Regions from separate parts of the Homo sapiens genome. Here regions 2 and 3 are each linked to region 1. A link is a contact called in ENCODE Hi-C or POLR2A ChIA-PET data. All regions are on one chromosome and are shown on one strand. Each heading gives the region's core, a stretch centred on a gene start or an enhancer-like site at or near the end of the contact. The rest is flanking DNA. Distances are from core to core; before and after follow the strand shown.

Region 1 (4,277 bases), core at 1,081-3,580:
TTATTAAAATCATTAGGGATGTAGAGTGAGGTTTTTGTTTTTTGTTTTTGTTTCTTAATCAGTGTGTCATTCTGTCATCCAGGCTGGAGTGCAGTGGGGCAACGTTGGCTCATTGCAGCCTCAATCCACACCCCTGCCCCAAGCCCTCTGGGCTCAGTCAGTCCTCCCAAGTAGCTGGAACAACAGGCATGCACCACACCTTGCTAATTTTGTATATATTTTTGCAGAGACCAGGGCTCCCTATGTTGCTCAGGCTGGTCTTGAACTGCTGGCCTCAAGCAATCCTCCTGCCTCAGCCTCTCAAAGTGTTGTGAGCCACCCCACCTGGGCAGAGCAAGGATGTTTTTGAGGACTGTGGTAGATAGCTTCCTCATATTCATGTCCTGTGTAATCCTCTCCCTCTGAGCATGGGCTGGACCTAGGGACTATTTTCTTTTTCTTTCTTTCTTTCTTTTTTTTCTTCTTTTTTTGAGATGGAGTTTTTCCTTGTAAGCCAGGCTGGAGTGCAATGGTGTGAGCTTGGCTCACTGCAACCTCCACCTCCCAGGTTCAAGTGATTCTCATGCCTCAGCTTCCCAAGTAGCTGGGTTTACAGGCATGTGCCACCGCATCCGGCTAATTTTTGTATTTTTAGTAGAGACGGGGTTTCACCATGTTGGTCAGCTGGTCTCGAACTCCTGACCTCAGGTGCTCTACCCACCTCGGCCTCCCAAAATTCTGGGATTACAGGTGTGAGCCACCATGACTGGCTGGACCTAGAGACTATTTTCTAAGTAGCAATAGACTTCGTAAAAGTGATGGGATGTCACTTCTGGGATTAGGTTTCAAAAAAGGACTGTGATCTCACTCTCATTTTCTTTTTCTGTCTCTTCCTCTTTCTCCTCCCTCTCCCTGGGGTAAGCCTGCCGCTTCTTACCAAGAGGTGCAAGTGGACAGGAAATGATGTCTCCAGCCAACAGCCAGAGAGGACCTCAGGCCTGCCAGCAGCAGTGGAAGTGAGTTTGAAAGAGGATTCTGAAGCCTTGAGAGAGCTGCAGCCCTGGCTGACAGCTTGATTGTATCCTCATGAGAGCCTGAGCCAGAGGACACAGCTAACCTCACCCAGATTCCTAGCCCGTGGAAACTGTGAGGGAAAAAAAAGTTTATTGTTTATTAACTGCTAAATTTGGGGTGATTTTTACCCAACAATAGATAACGAATACAAGGATATTGCTTATTATTCAAAATCACTATATAAAGCCCCTGAAAAATTGAAAGCTGCAACCAGGGAAACACTGAAAATCTCCAAGAACCCTGTGTTTCTTCTTAAAGACAGTGAGAAAAAGCACATACATCTGTTTTCCTTTTAGTTTTGGCCACCAGGAAGCTCAGAGCCAAATTTATGATGCAATTTTAATAACTATGTAAGCCCCTATGGCCTGCTTATCTGTGTTCTTATTCCTGGCCTTTCATTTTATTCTGACTTTTCTTTTTCTTCGTCCTGATTGTATTAGCTCATCTTTATTTTTCTATATTATATGAGTTATGGTAAGCAACTTCAAATTCAGCTTACGGAAAAGCAAGGCATTCGTAAATCTCTCTTTTTTTTTTTGAGACTCTTACTCTATCGCCCAGGCTGGAGTGCAGTGGCACGATCTTGGCTCACTGCAACCTCCACCTCCCGGGTTCCGGCAATTCTCATGCCTCAGTCTCCCGAGTAGCTGGGATTACAGGCGCCCACCACGACACCGGGCTAATTTGTTTTTGTTTGTTTTTTGTATTTTTAGTAGAGACGCGGTTACGCCATGTAGGCCAGGCTGGTCTCGAACTCCTGACCTCAAGTGATCCACCTGCCTCGGCCTCCCAAAGTGTTGGGATTACGGGTGTAAGCCACTGTACCCGGTCCATAAATCATTTTTTAAAAATAGTTTTTAAATTTAAAACATAGTTTTGCACATTAAAAAAAAAGTTTTGCACAGGTCTAACCGAAGGTGGTGGTGGGAAGATCAGGTCATAGGTGTGGGTCTCTGGAGCTCCAAGCATTGGCCAGGGTTGATTTGGATTGGGTCAGAAATATACAACGAAAAAGGGAAAAAGGATGGCAATTGATTGCCATCCCCAGAGGGAGGGGCCGAGGGTTCGCCCAGTCACCCACAGTGGCATCCTTGCAATGTGCTAGTTAGACCGCTCCTTTAAGTCCCTCCCGCACTGGCCCGCTCGGCCCCGCCCCTCTCTGGCTCCGCCCCTCCCCACCCCTGCCCCGCCCATCCCCACCCCTGCCCCACCCCTTTCTCCCCCGGGCTCCACCCCTCGCGCGCGACCGGCCGCGCGGCGCAGCGCCACGCCGCCTCAGTCTCCGCCCGCCGATCCGGCCTCTTCGGCCGTTGCGCACTCCACCCCCTCCCTCCGCGCCCGCGCGCGCCTTCCCCGCCCCGTCCGCCTCACTCCTTTTGGGGCGGTTGGGCCGCGCGCCTGTGGGGGCGGGGCCCGGAGCAGGCCACCGAGCCAATGGGGCGCGGCGGCGGCGGCGGCGGTGGTGGCGGCGGCGGCGGAGGCGGCGGTGGCGGCGGTGGCGGCTGGGTCGGGCCCCGACGGGCGGCGGCGGCTGAGGTGGAGGCGGAGGGAGGCGGCGGCGGCGGCGGCGGGAAGATGGCGGCTCCCGTCCTGCTAAGAGTGTCGGTGCCGCGGTGGGAGCGGGTGGCCCGGTATGCAGTGTGCGCTGCCGGAATCCTGCTCTCCATCTACGCCTACCACGTGGAGCGGGAGAAGGAGCGGGACCCCGAGCACCGGGCCCTCTGCGACCTGGGGCCCTGGGTGAAGTGCTCCGCCGCCCTTGCCTCCAGGTAGCCGGCTTGGGGGAGTGGGCCAGGAGCGGCCGAGCGGGGCGAGGGTGGAGTCTCGGGGTGGGGAGCGCGCGGCGGGAGCTCAGGCCTGGGGGCGGCGGGGACCGGGCCGCTGGGGAACTGACGGGGTCGGGTCGGGGCCAGGCGGGGGGCGGCGGCGGGGCGCTCCTGCCCGGGGGGCGGCCTGAGCCCAGGCCGCGGGGCGGAGGTGGCGGGGCCGCGAGGCAGCCGGGGAGGGATGAGGTGGCAGAGTGCAGCCGGGAGGCCGGGGCGGACGCGGAGCGGTCGGGCGGGCTGGGGCCCGGCTGTGCAGGAGCGCGAGGGGGCTGCGGAGGGTGGGTCCAGGCTGGCTTGACAGGTTTCCTGGTTCTCGGGAGGCGGGCCGGGGGTGTGGGACCTTGTCCACCGCACCCTTGAGACCAGCGGCAACCTCTTGTCCCCCCGATCGCTGCAGCCGAGGCTTTGGGGCCGGCGCGGAGACAGGGGGGTTGCCTTTCCCACTGTCTTCCTGGTGCTAGGACAGGTGTTTCCGTGGTCAGGCCTCTTTGTACTCCAGCGCTAGTGAGAATTTGCAGACTTAACTGGGACGGTGACATTTGCTGGCAAACACGAATTTGACCCTACTGTGGAAGAAGATACCCGCACTTAACATATCTGATTTCTTGGATTCCCTCTCGTATGTTTCAGTGTGCCAGGAGAAGGAAATGGTCTGAGTTTGGGTCTAGTTTAAGCTTCATTGGAGTAAAGGACAAGTATGTTATGTATATGGTGGTGTTTTAGGCATTGGAATGACTTTTAAACGTTGTTGCCTATTAGCATATTCGAGACCAGCATATTGGTCAGGCTGGTCTCGAACTCCTGACCTCAGGTAATCCACCCACCTCTGCCTTCCAAAGTGCTGGGAATCAAGCATGAGCCACCGCGCCTGGCCTGCTTAAGTGCTTAAAATTGACTTTTCTTGGCCGGGCACAGTGGCTCACGCCTGTAATCCCAGCACTTTGGGAGGCCGAGGCGGGTGGATCATGAGGTCAGGAGTTCAAGACCAGCCTGGCCAACATGGTGAAACCCCGTCTCTACCAAAAATACAAAAATTAGCTGGGTGTGGTGGCATGTGCCTATAGTCCCAGCTACTCGGGAGGCTGAGGCAGGAGAATTGCTTGAACCTGGGAGGCAGAGGTTGCAGTGAGCCAAGACCACACCATTGCACCCCAGCCTGGGCAACAGAATGAGACTCCATCTCAAATAAATAAATAAAATATAAATAAATAATTTTTAAAAATTGACTTGTCTTTAAAAAAGTGTATTTAGCATACACTCTAAATATTCTCATAGTTATATCCTGCAAGAGCTGCATGTTTGTGCATAAAACATCAAGTAGTATATTAAAAGTATGTATAAGTACATGTAAGACTAAAGGTAACTGGATCTCTTTATAGTTTTAAATGTGAATTTAAT
Region 2 (4,277 bases), core at 612-3,111, 970 kb before region 1:
GCTGATTTTATTAGAATGAGTTCAGCCTTCTTGGTAGACTATTGGTATCCCAGAGGCTGACCATTCACTGCAGCTTATTAAATGTAGCTCCATGATGCCAATGAGTCCTTTCAGCCAGGTTGCCTTTTTCTTCTCATTGATGTAGTCAGGTCGTGATCTCTTTTGCTTGTCTTATGCTATTCCAGATGATAGGTGATTATTTCTTCCGTAAGTGAGACCCTCTTTTCTTTTCTCTGCCATGGGATCCTCCTATGATGTGTCTCTTTCTCTTAAAAGCACTTGTAATCCCAGCACTTTGGGAGGCCGAGGCGGGCGGATCACATGAGGTTGGGAGTTCGAGACCAGCCTGACCAACATGGAGAAAGGCCGTCTCTACTAAAAATACAAAATTAGCCGGGCACGATGGCACATGCCGGTAATCTCAGCTACTCGGGAGGCTGAGGTGGGAGAATCGCTTGAACCCGGAGGTGGAGGTTGCGGTGAGCCCACATTGTGCGAGTGAAACTCCTTCTCAAAAAGCACCGCTGCTTCGGGCGCGGTGGCTCACGCCTGTAATCCTAGCACTACTTTGGGAGGCCAAGGCGGGCAGATCACTTGAGGTCATGTATAATATTATACATAATATTATATATTATTATACATATTTTATATTATTATATACAATAATATATATTACATGAAAAATTACATACTGCTCACATATTAAAATAATATTTTGAATATTAGAATATTTGAATTCTAGAACTAGAATATATAACGATGAAATTGTTACAATAAATTCCACCTGTTTCTTCCTTTTTTTTTTAAGTTTGGCTACTAGAATATTTAAAATTCACATGTGGCTTACATTTTATTTCAGAGAATTAACTCCGTTTTAAAATCTCAGGCTGCCTGCTTAAAGGACCAGAAGCTAGGAAGGTCGTAAAATCGGATATTAAATAATGTTATTATATTTTTTCCATTTGTTAATAGCCATATAATTGTGAACCTCAAATATCTGAGACAGATCTCAGTTAATTTAGAAAGTTTATTCTGAGGCCAGGCGCGGTGGCTCACGCCTGTAATCCCAGCACTTTGGGAAGCCGAGGCGGGTGGATCACCTGAGGTCAGGAGTTCAAGACCAGCCTGGACAAAGTGGTGAAACCCCGTCTTTACTAAAAATAGAAAAATTAGCCAGCTACTCTGGAGGCTGAGGCAGGAGAATCGCTTGAACCCCGGAGGGAGGTGGAAGTTGCAGTAGCAGAGATCGGATCGTGCCACTGCACTCCAGCCTGGAAGACAGAGCGAGACTCCGAAAGAGACAGAGAGAGAGAAAGAAAAAGAAAGAAAGAAAACTGGAAGTGGGGAGGCGGCTTCCAGGTCCTAGGTAGATAAAAGACAAATGGTTGCATTCTTTTGAGTTCCTGATTAGCCTGGGAAAAGGAGGCAATCAGATATGCAATCATCTCAGTGAGCAGAGGGGTGACTTTGAATAGAATGGAAGGCAGGTTTGCCCTAAGCAGTTCCCAGCTTGACTTTTCCCTATAGCTTAGTGATTTTGGGGCCGCAAAATTTATTTTCCTTTCACACACTATACTATTTATTAATATAAATGCATATGACCTTATACACAAGGTTAAATGCAAATACCCCGTGGGTGGGCCGGGCTCAGTTCAGGGAGGAAGCCCTGACTGAAAAGCCTGCAGTTTAGGTTTCATTCTATCTTCTTTCAGCCCAGCAACTGAGCACACCTTCTGTCATTCAGGGCCTGAGGGGGCGGGTCCTTAAACATCCTCCAATCAGGGACGCTGGGCTGGGACCCGTCCAATCAGGCACGCAGCTGGAGCGGACAGGACGGCTTCCGGGATTTGGCGGGGCCTTTGTCTCTCGCTGCAGTCGCAGCTCCAGGTCTCGTCTTCACTGCTCTATGTCCTCTGCTCCTAGAGGTCCACCTTCTGTGGCCCCGTTACCTGCAGGTATTGGGAGATCCACAGCTAAGACGCCAGGACTCCCTGGAAGCCTAGAAATGGTGAGAGTGCCGGGTCCCAGATCCCGAGAGAGGGGGAGGGCCTGGTTGGAACTGGTGGGAAGTGGATGTGGCGAGACTCCGGCCTCCCTGCAGTAGACTCCAAAATCCGCGGCCAGGAGTTCTCCTTGGCGCAGCTCGGCCCTCAGTCCCCTTCAGTCATAAGATGGCTGCTGGGCTGGCAGCCGGGATCCCGGGCGTCCTGTCTCCTCCCTGCGCAGTGACCGTTCCCTGGCCTGGAGCCCTCCCTGGGCAGCTCTGCTGCCGCAGCGCCGCATCTCTCCTCGATGACTCGGGATGCAGGGTTCATGACTAGGAAGAGCTTTGGTCCATGGGGTTCCCAGACCCTCCTTTTTTCTATTAAAAATGTATGGAAGTCACCGCGAAAATATTAAAGAATTTAATCAGACAGTCATTCACAAATTATAGAGCACCCAGCTGTGGTTTGTAGTTTGTGGTCCATGGGAAGGGCTTGAAGGAAAGACTTTTATAAGGTGTGTGATGAAGAAAGCCAATAATTGGTTAGGTACCGTTATGTAGTTTCTTAATTTGTAAATTCAGGGTGGACATTTCCTGGTTATGTCATCAGAGGTTAATTGGCAGTTTATGGTTGGTTAAGCCTGAATTTTGTTTCCCTCAATGTTGTAATTTACAAAAAGTTTGAGTTAGATTTTTTTTTCTTTCTTTCTGAGACAGAGTCTCACACTGTCGCTCAGGCTGGAGTGCAATGGCAGCCATCTCGGCTCACTGCAACCAACGCCTCCCGGGTTCATGCAATTCTCCTGCTTCAGCCTCCCAAGTAACTGGGATTACAGGCGCACGCCGCCACGCCCAGCTAACTTTTCTGTATTTTAGTAGAGTCTGGGTTTCACTGTGTTGCCCAGCCTGGTCTCGAACTCCTGAGCTCAGGCAATCCACCCGCCTCCGCCTCCCAAAGTGCTAGGACTACAGGCGTGAGCCACCGCGCCCGGCCAATTTGAGTTAGATTTTTTTAAAAAATGGGGACCCTGGGACTGGAGCTACCTCAGTCTAATTGCCTGCTACTTAATTGTGTACACACTCTACAGGGGATAGATTTTCCCCTGAAATTTTCACATGTGGCCCAAGCAGAGTCTCAAGACTACTCCCCACCCCCAATTCCTTCAGCCTAACTCTGGCTTGCAGTAAAATACCAAATTTCCAGTTTTTTCTGACATTCCGAAATGCCAACTTCCTCATCCTAATTCACATTATTTTAGTGTACATTTTAGATACTGTATTTTAATTAATCATTTTTTGACACAGCATTGGATAGCACTTTAGAAAAATTTTTTTCTGTTTGAAAATATTTCCCAGGAGAAGAAAGCAAAGAATCATCCCCTGACACTGTATTGTAAAAAAATCTCTGTGCCTCTTTTTAAAATAATCTTCCCTAGGCACAGAGATCTTACCAAAATGTTTTTGGGTCAAGGTTTCCCTTTGGAAACTTTATGGAGTGCTGTTTCCTCAGCCACTCCTCAGTGTTTTCCTGGTTTTGAGTTTTAGTACTGTCTGGGGATAAACCAAGATACCCACAATCGCTATGTCTGCTACAATGTTTAGTGAATATCAGCTCCTGGGTCATTTTCTCCCATAGGACAGTCTCAGGTATGGAGTGTAGCTTCTTAAAAGAGCAGGTGGATGTCGTGGGGCTGAGAGGCATCTCCTGGTGCACTTTTTTTTTTTTTTTTTTTTTTTTTTGAGACAGTCTCATTCTGTCGCCCAGGCTGGAGTGCAATGGGGCGATCGTGGCTCACTGCAAACTCCGCCTCCCAGGTTCAAGCGATTCTCCAGTCTCAGCCTACCAAGTAGCTGGGATTACAAGTGCACGCCGACACACCTGGCTAATTTTTGTGTTTTTTGTAGAGAGGAGGTTTCACCATGTTGGCTGTACTGGCCTTGAACTCCTGGCCTCAAGTGATCCGCCCACCTTGGCGTCCCAGAGTGCTGAGATTACAGGCGTGAGGCACCCCACGCTGGCCACACTTTTTTTTTTTTTTTTTTTTTTGAAAAGCTAACCCGTTGAGACATTAAGATTGTCTTCACCCAATCCAGCTTTCATTTCTTGGAGACAGATTGCTGGTCAGCCAATCAGATGCTGGTATTAAGGGGAAAACAAATAATTTCTTCCCCCTGAATTCTCTTAACATTTGTGAAAGAAAAAATAGTGTACCAAAAAAACTAAAAAAAACTTACTCCAGTGAGATGGTGCAAGAACTTGCAAACTAAAATGCATCTGGAGCAGTAACTGAGG
Region 3 (4,277 bases), core at 891-3,390, 620 kb after region 1:
TGGTGGCGCATGCCTGCAATCTCAGCTACTCAGGAAGCTGAAACATGGGAATCACTTGAACCCGGCAGGGGGCGGGGGAGGGGGTGAAGGTTGAAGTGAGCCAAGATCATGCCACTGCACTCCAGTCTGGGAGACAGAGTGAAACTGTGTCTCAAAAAAAAAAAAAAAAAAAAAGGAAAAAAGAAAATGGCTTTGGCAGAGGGGCTGGCCAGGCAGTGCCTTCCCTTGGGTTTCTCCTGGGTAGGCCTCTGCCATGAGGAGGCGCTTCCTTCTGCCTGTCCATGGCCCACAGCAAAGGAATGTCTGCTTCTGGGGGTTGGATGGGGGACTGCTGGCAGAACTGGAAACCTTCTTCAGGTGGGTTTTTTTTTTTTTTTTGAGACGGAGTCTCACTCTGTCACCCAGGCTGGAGGGCAGTGACACAATCTCAGCTCACTGCAACCTCTACCTCCCCAGTTCAAACGATTCTCCTGCCTCAACCTCCCGAGTAGCTGGGATTACAGGAGCATAGCATACCTAGCTAATTTTTGTATTTTTAGTAGAGACAGGGTTTTGCCATGTTGCCCAGGCGGGACTCGAACTCCTGGCCTCAAGTGATCCACCTGTCTCAGCCTCCCAAAGTGTTGGGATTACAGGCATGAGCCACCGCCCCCAGCACTCGTCAAGGTCTTTGATGGCAGGTTTTTCCAGGTGATCAGTCCTTGTCTGGTCTGGCTCTGTCCCACTCTCCCTCTCACCAAGTTCGAACCCCTAGCTAGTTTTCAGAGGAGTAGAGTGTGTACCCCAATCCCAACTGGGTATGGTTCAGATCTGCATTTAACTCATGAAGCCTGGCTGCTCCGCAGGTCCTGGAGAAAAAAAGAGTCTCGCTGCAGGTATGATACAGGACAGGCTTGTCCCCAGGACCCGCCTGTCCCCAGGAAGAGGGAAGCCCAATGTCCCACCAGGTTGGCAGGGCTGGGGAAGGGAAAGTGTTATAGTAGCCCCAAGACTAAAAAGAGGCAGCAGAGGGAGCAGGACAGTGCTCCCATGGAACTCAAGCCGCTGCCTGAGTGAGGTGAGGGAAGAGTGCACCCACTGACATCAGGGGGCAGAGAGGTGCGGTTCCAGCGCGGCTTTTCCCCTTGCGTCTTGCCATGTGACTCTGATCCCCTCCAGGTGAGCCTGCCCACTTTGGGCCCAGGGTTGCCGCTGGGGCCTGTACCCAAAAGCAGCCCCCCATGGCCATGACCCCACTCCCAGGAGTGGGGCAGAGCAGGGAGGAGTCCTGGAAAGAGGAGACGCAGGGACAAGAAGGAATGGGCCTCAAACTCCAGGAGGGGGACCTTCTCATGGGTCCTGTTTTCTGGTCTCTCCTCGCTTACCCCTGGGCTGATCACCCTGGGAAGAACTGAGCCAAGGTTTCTCACCCTCAGGTCCAAGGGGTTCAATTACCGGGCCCTTAGGGAGATGCGAGCCCCCTAAAACGATGCAAAGTTCCTGGCCTAATTTTTATATTTTTAGTAGACATGGGGTTTCACCCATGTCTACTGATCGGAATGCCTCGAGCACACAAAATGTTGGAATTTACAGGCGTGAGCCAACGTGCCCGGCCAGCCCTATTTATTTCAGCCTATACATTTTGCACTTGTTAAAAGTATTTGAACATACAATTATCATGTTTTCTTTAAGCAGTCCCTCCCTGTTGTACACTTGGATAGTTTATTTTTTTAGACAAGGTTTACCTCCGTCTCGCAGGATGGAGTGCTGTGATGGGATCATAGCTCATTGCAGCCTTGAACCTTGGGGTTCAAGTATCTGGGAAGCTGAGGTGGGACTACAGAGATGGGGTCGCGCCATGTTGCCCAGGCAGCTCTTTAACTCCTGGCCTGAACGGATCCTTCCGCCTCGGCCGAGCCTGGACATAGTTTTCTAGTTTTGACCCACAGAAACACTGTGCTGGGTCGGAGTTTGTCAACCACCCTTCTCCAGCCAGCAACACACAGAACATGGCGGGGAAGTCGCGGTTACCAGGCTCCACTCCGAGGAAAAACCAGCGCAGCTCCAGGCACTGTAGCGCCACTGTGACGTCGCCGAAGGCCGGCGCTATTACGACGCCGGAAGGCCCGCGCCTGTGACGTCAGCTGAGGCGCGCCCCTGTGATATCTCACAGGCCCGCCCCTTCTGTAGAACCAATCGGAACTCGAGGCGCAGCGGCTGGGTATTCCAGGAGAGCGCATGCGCAGACGCATGGCCACAGACTGCCGGTCAGTGTCAGCAGGCGGTGGGTTAGGGTCCGCAGGCCCAGACCAGGCCGCCGACACCAATAAGCTACAAGGAGGAGCTTTACCGCTGCCTGTACTACTACTGCCTGCGCTACTTCCCAGCCTGCGGCGTAGGGCGCAGCAAGGGCCTGACGCTTAGCGAGCAGGCGCTGCGCACCAAGCGGCTGTCGCCTGGAGGGCACGTTCAGGCAGAAGCTCCTCAGTGGCCACAAGTCCGCTAGCTCCGGCTACAGCCCTTGCCGCACACTCGCGTCACCTGAGCCTGTGTAGGTGCGCCCCCCAACTCCTCCCCCAGCCAGGTCCCGGGGACGCCGGCAGCGTCCCCCACCCCTGGCGCCGCTCATCCTGGGCAGGATCGGCCCCGTCTGAGGCTGCACCGCATTAGGGAGCTGCACCCCTCGGCTTGACCTCTGATGGCCGTTGCAACAACATCAAAGCCTTTGGAACTTTGTAGGGGGTACGAGGGGCTAGGAAACCAAGAAAACATCTTTTTAAAAATATAAGCGATCGGGCCGGGCGCGGTGGCTCACGCCTGTAATCCCAGCACTTTGGGAGGCCGAGACAGGTGGATCACGAGGTCGGGAATTCAAGACCATCCTGGCCAGCATGGTGAATCCCGTCTCTACTAAAAATGCAAAAATTAGCCGGGCGTGGTGGCGGGCACATGTAATACCAGCTATTCGGGAGGTTGAGGCAGAGGCAGACAATTGCTTGAACCCGGGAGGCAGAGGCTGCAGTTAGCCGAGATCGTGCCACTGCACTCTAGCCTGGGCGACAGACCAAGACTCCGTCTAAAAAATAAAAAACTATATATATGTGTGTGTATATATATATATATATATGCGATGGAGCCCGGGAGGTTGAGGTTACTGTGAGCCGAGATTACACCACTGCACTTCAGCCTGGGTGACAGAGGGAGACCCTGTCTCTAAAAAAAAAATATATGCAAGTGAGAGCTTTTCTTCCAGTGCTCATGCTCAGACTGAAGAAAGTTATTGGGCCGGCCCAGTGGCTCACACCCGTAATCCCAGCACTTTGGGAGGCCTAGGTGGGCGGATCCCTTGAGCTCAGGCGTTCCAGACTAGCTTGGGCAACATGGTGAAATTCGGTCTCTACAAAAATACAAAAAATTATCTGGGCGTCGTGGTGGGCGCCTGTAGTCCCAGCTACTCAGGAGGCTGAGGCAGGAGAGTGGTGTGAACCCGGGAGGCGGAGCTTGCAGTGAGCGGAGATCGCTCCACTGCACTCCAGCCTGGGCCACAGAGCGAGACTCCATCACACACACACACAAAAAATTAGCTGGGCATGGTGGCACGGGCTTGTAGTCCCCTCTGCTTGCGGGGCTGAGGCGGGAGGATCGCTTGAGCCCAGGAGGTGGAGGCTGCAGTGAGCGGTGATCTCGCCACTGCACTCCAGCCTGGTCGACAGAGTGAGACACTGTGTCAAAAAAAGAAAAAAGAGAAAGTAACTGATCTGTGTTTTTGTCTGATTTCCTACAGGATGCCGAAGGACCTGTTCAAAGTATTTTCTGTAACTCCAACTGTAACTTGGTTCTAGGAGGAGAGAATCCATGTTTGGTCAACAGAACTTTTCGCCGCCACTTAAGTTTACTGCTTCAATATCTTTTCCTTACTAATTGATTGTTAATTAAGTAGTGTCCAAGTGAGTTAGCCTTTTTAGGGTTGATTAATTAAAAGAGCAGCAAGAATGGCATTTTAACTCTTCTGGTTTTTGGGGTTTTTTTTTCAGTTACTATGATAACTCTTTTCAAGTCCACAAATGATTTGTTCTTAGCTGTAAAGAAGAGGTCAGAAATGTAAGTGGGGAGAGAACAAAGATAGGAATATGTGTAAGATTTCTACCTAAATGTTGGCAGGGCACGGTAGCTTATGTCTGTAATCCCAGCACTTTGGGAGACCTAGGTGGTCGATCGCCTGGAGTCAGAAGTTCGAGACCAGCCTGGCAAACATGGCAAAACCCCATCTCTACTAAAAATACAAAAATTAGATGGGC

The links. Hi-C counts contacts between places; a loop is a spot of excess contacts on that map. ChIA-PET counts read pairs that join two places held with the same protein, here RNA polymerase II (POLR2A). Pooled maps may share reads with other maps.
Region 2: a loop to region 1 is called in a map of naive thymus-derived CD4-positive, alpha-beta T cell, with 17 times the contacts of the local background. The contact joins the promoter of ZNF273 here to the promoter of VKORC1L1 in region 1. A Hi-C loop is called at or near these places in 1 of 168 maps with a recorded cell type or tissue (naive thymus-derived CD4-positive, alpha-beta T cell), 1 of 37 single-sample maps with no recorded cell type and 9 of 50 pooled maps.
Region 3: a loop to region 1 is called in a map of ascending aorta, with 15 times the contacts of the local background. The contact joins the promoter of LINC03011 here to the promoter of VKORC1L1 in region 1. A Hi-C loop is called at or near these places in 4 of 168 maps with a recorded cell type or tissue (CD4-positive, alpha-beta T cell, CD8-positive, alpha-beta T cell, ascending aorta and 1 more), 3 of 37 single-sample maps with no recorded cell type and 16 of 50 pooled maps. POLR2A ChIA-PET finds 5 or more read pairs at or near these places in 1 of 52 experiments (HepG2).

The regions. Positions count from the first base shown.
Region 1 is chr7:65,870,744-65,875,020 of GRCh38, forward strand. It overlaps VKORC1L1 (vitamin K epoxide reductase complex subunit 1L1), which reads left to right and starts at 2,331. Exons shown (of 3, transcript NM_173517.6): 1 at 2,331-2,822. The coding sequence starts at 2,629. RefSeq lists silencers at 2,023-2,082, 2,103-2,602, 2,316-2,495, 3,043-3,112 and enhancers at 2,178-2,729, 3,281-3,832.
Region 2 is chr7:64,901,412-64,905,688 of GRCh38, forward strand. It overlaps ZNF273 (zinc finger protein 273), which reads left to right and starts at 1,862. Exons shown (of 4, transcript NM_021148.3): 1 at 1,862-2,008. The coding sequence starts at 1,907. RefSeq lists enhancers at 857-1,729, 1,397-1,446, 1,467-1,516, 1,730-2,602, 1,917-1,976 and 1 more.
Region 3 is chr7:66,491,492-66,495,768 of GRCh38, forward strand. It overlaps LINC03011 (long intergenic non-protein coding RNA 3011), which reads left to right and starts at 2,141. Exons shown (of 2, transcript NR_134573.1): 1 at 2,141-2,246; 2 at 3,764-3,983. RefSeq lists enhancers at 1-335, 1,830-2,039.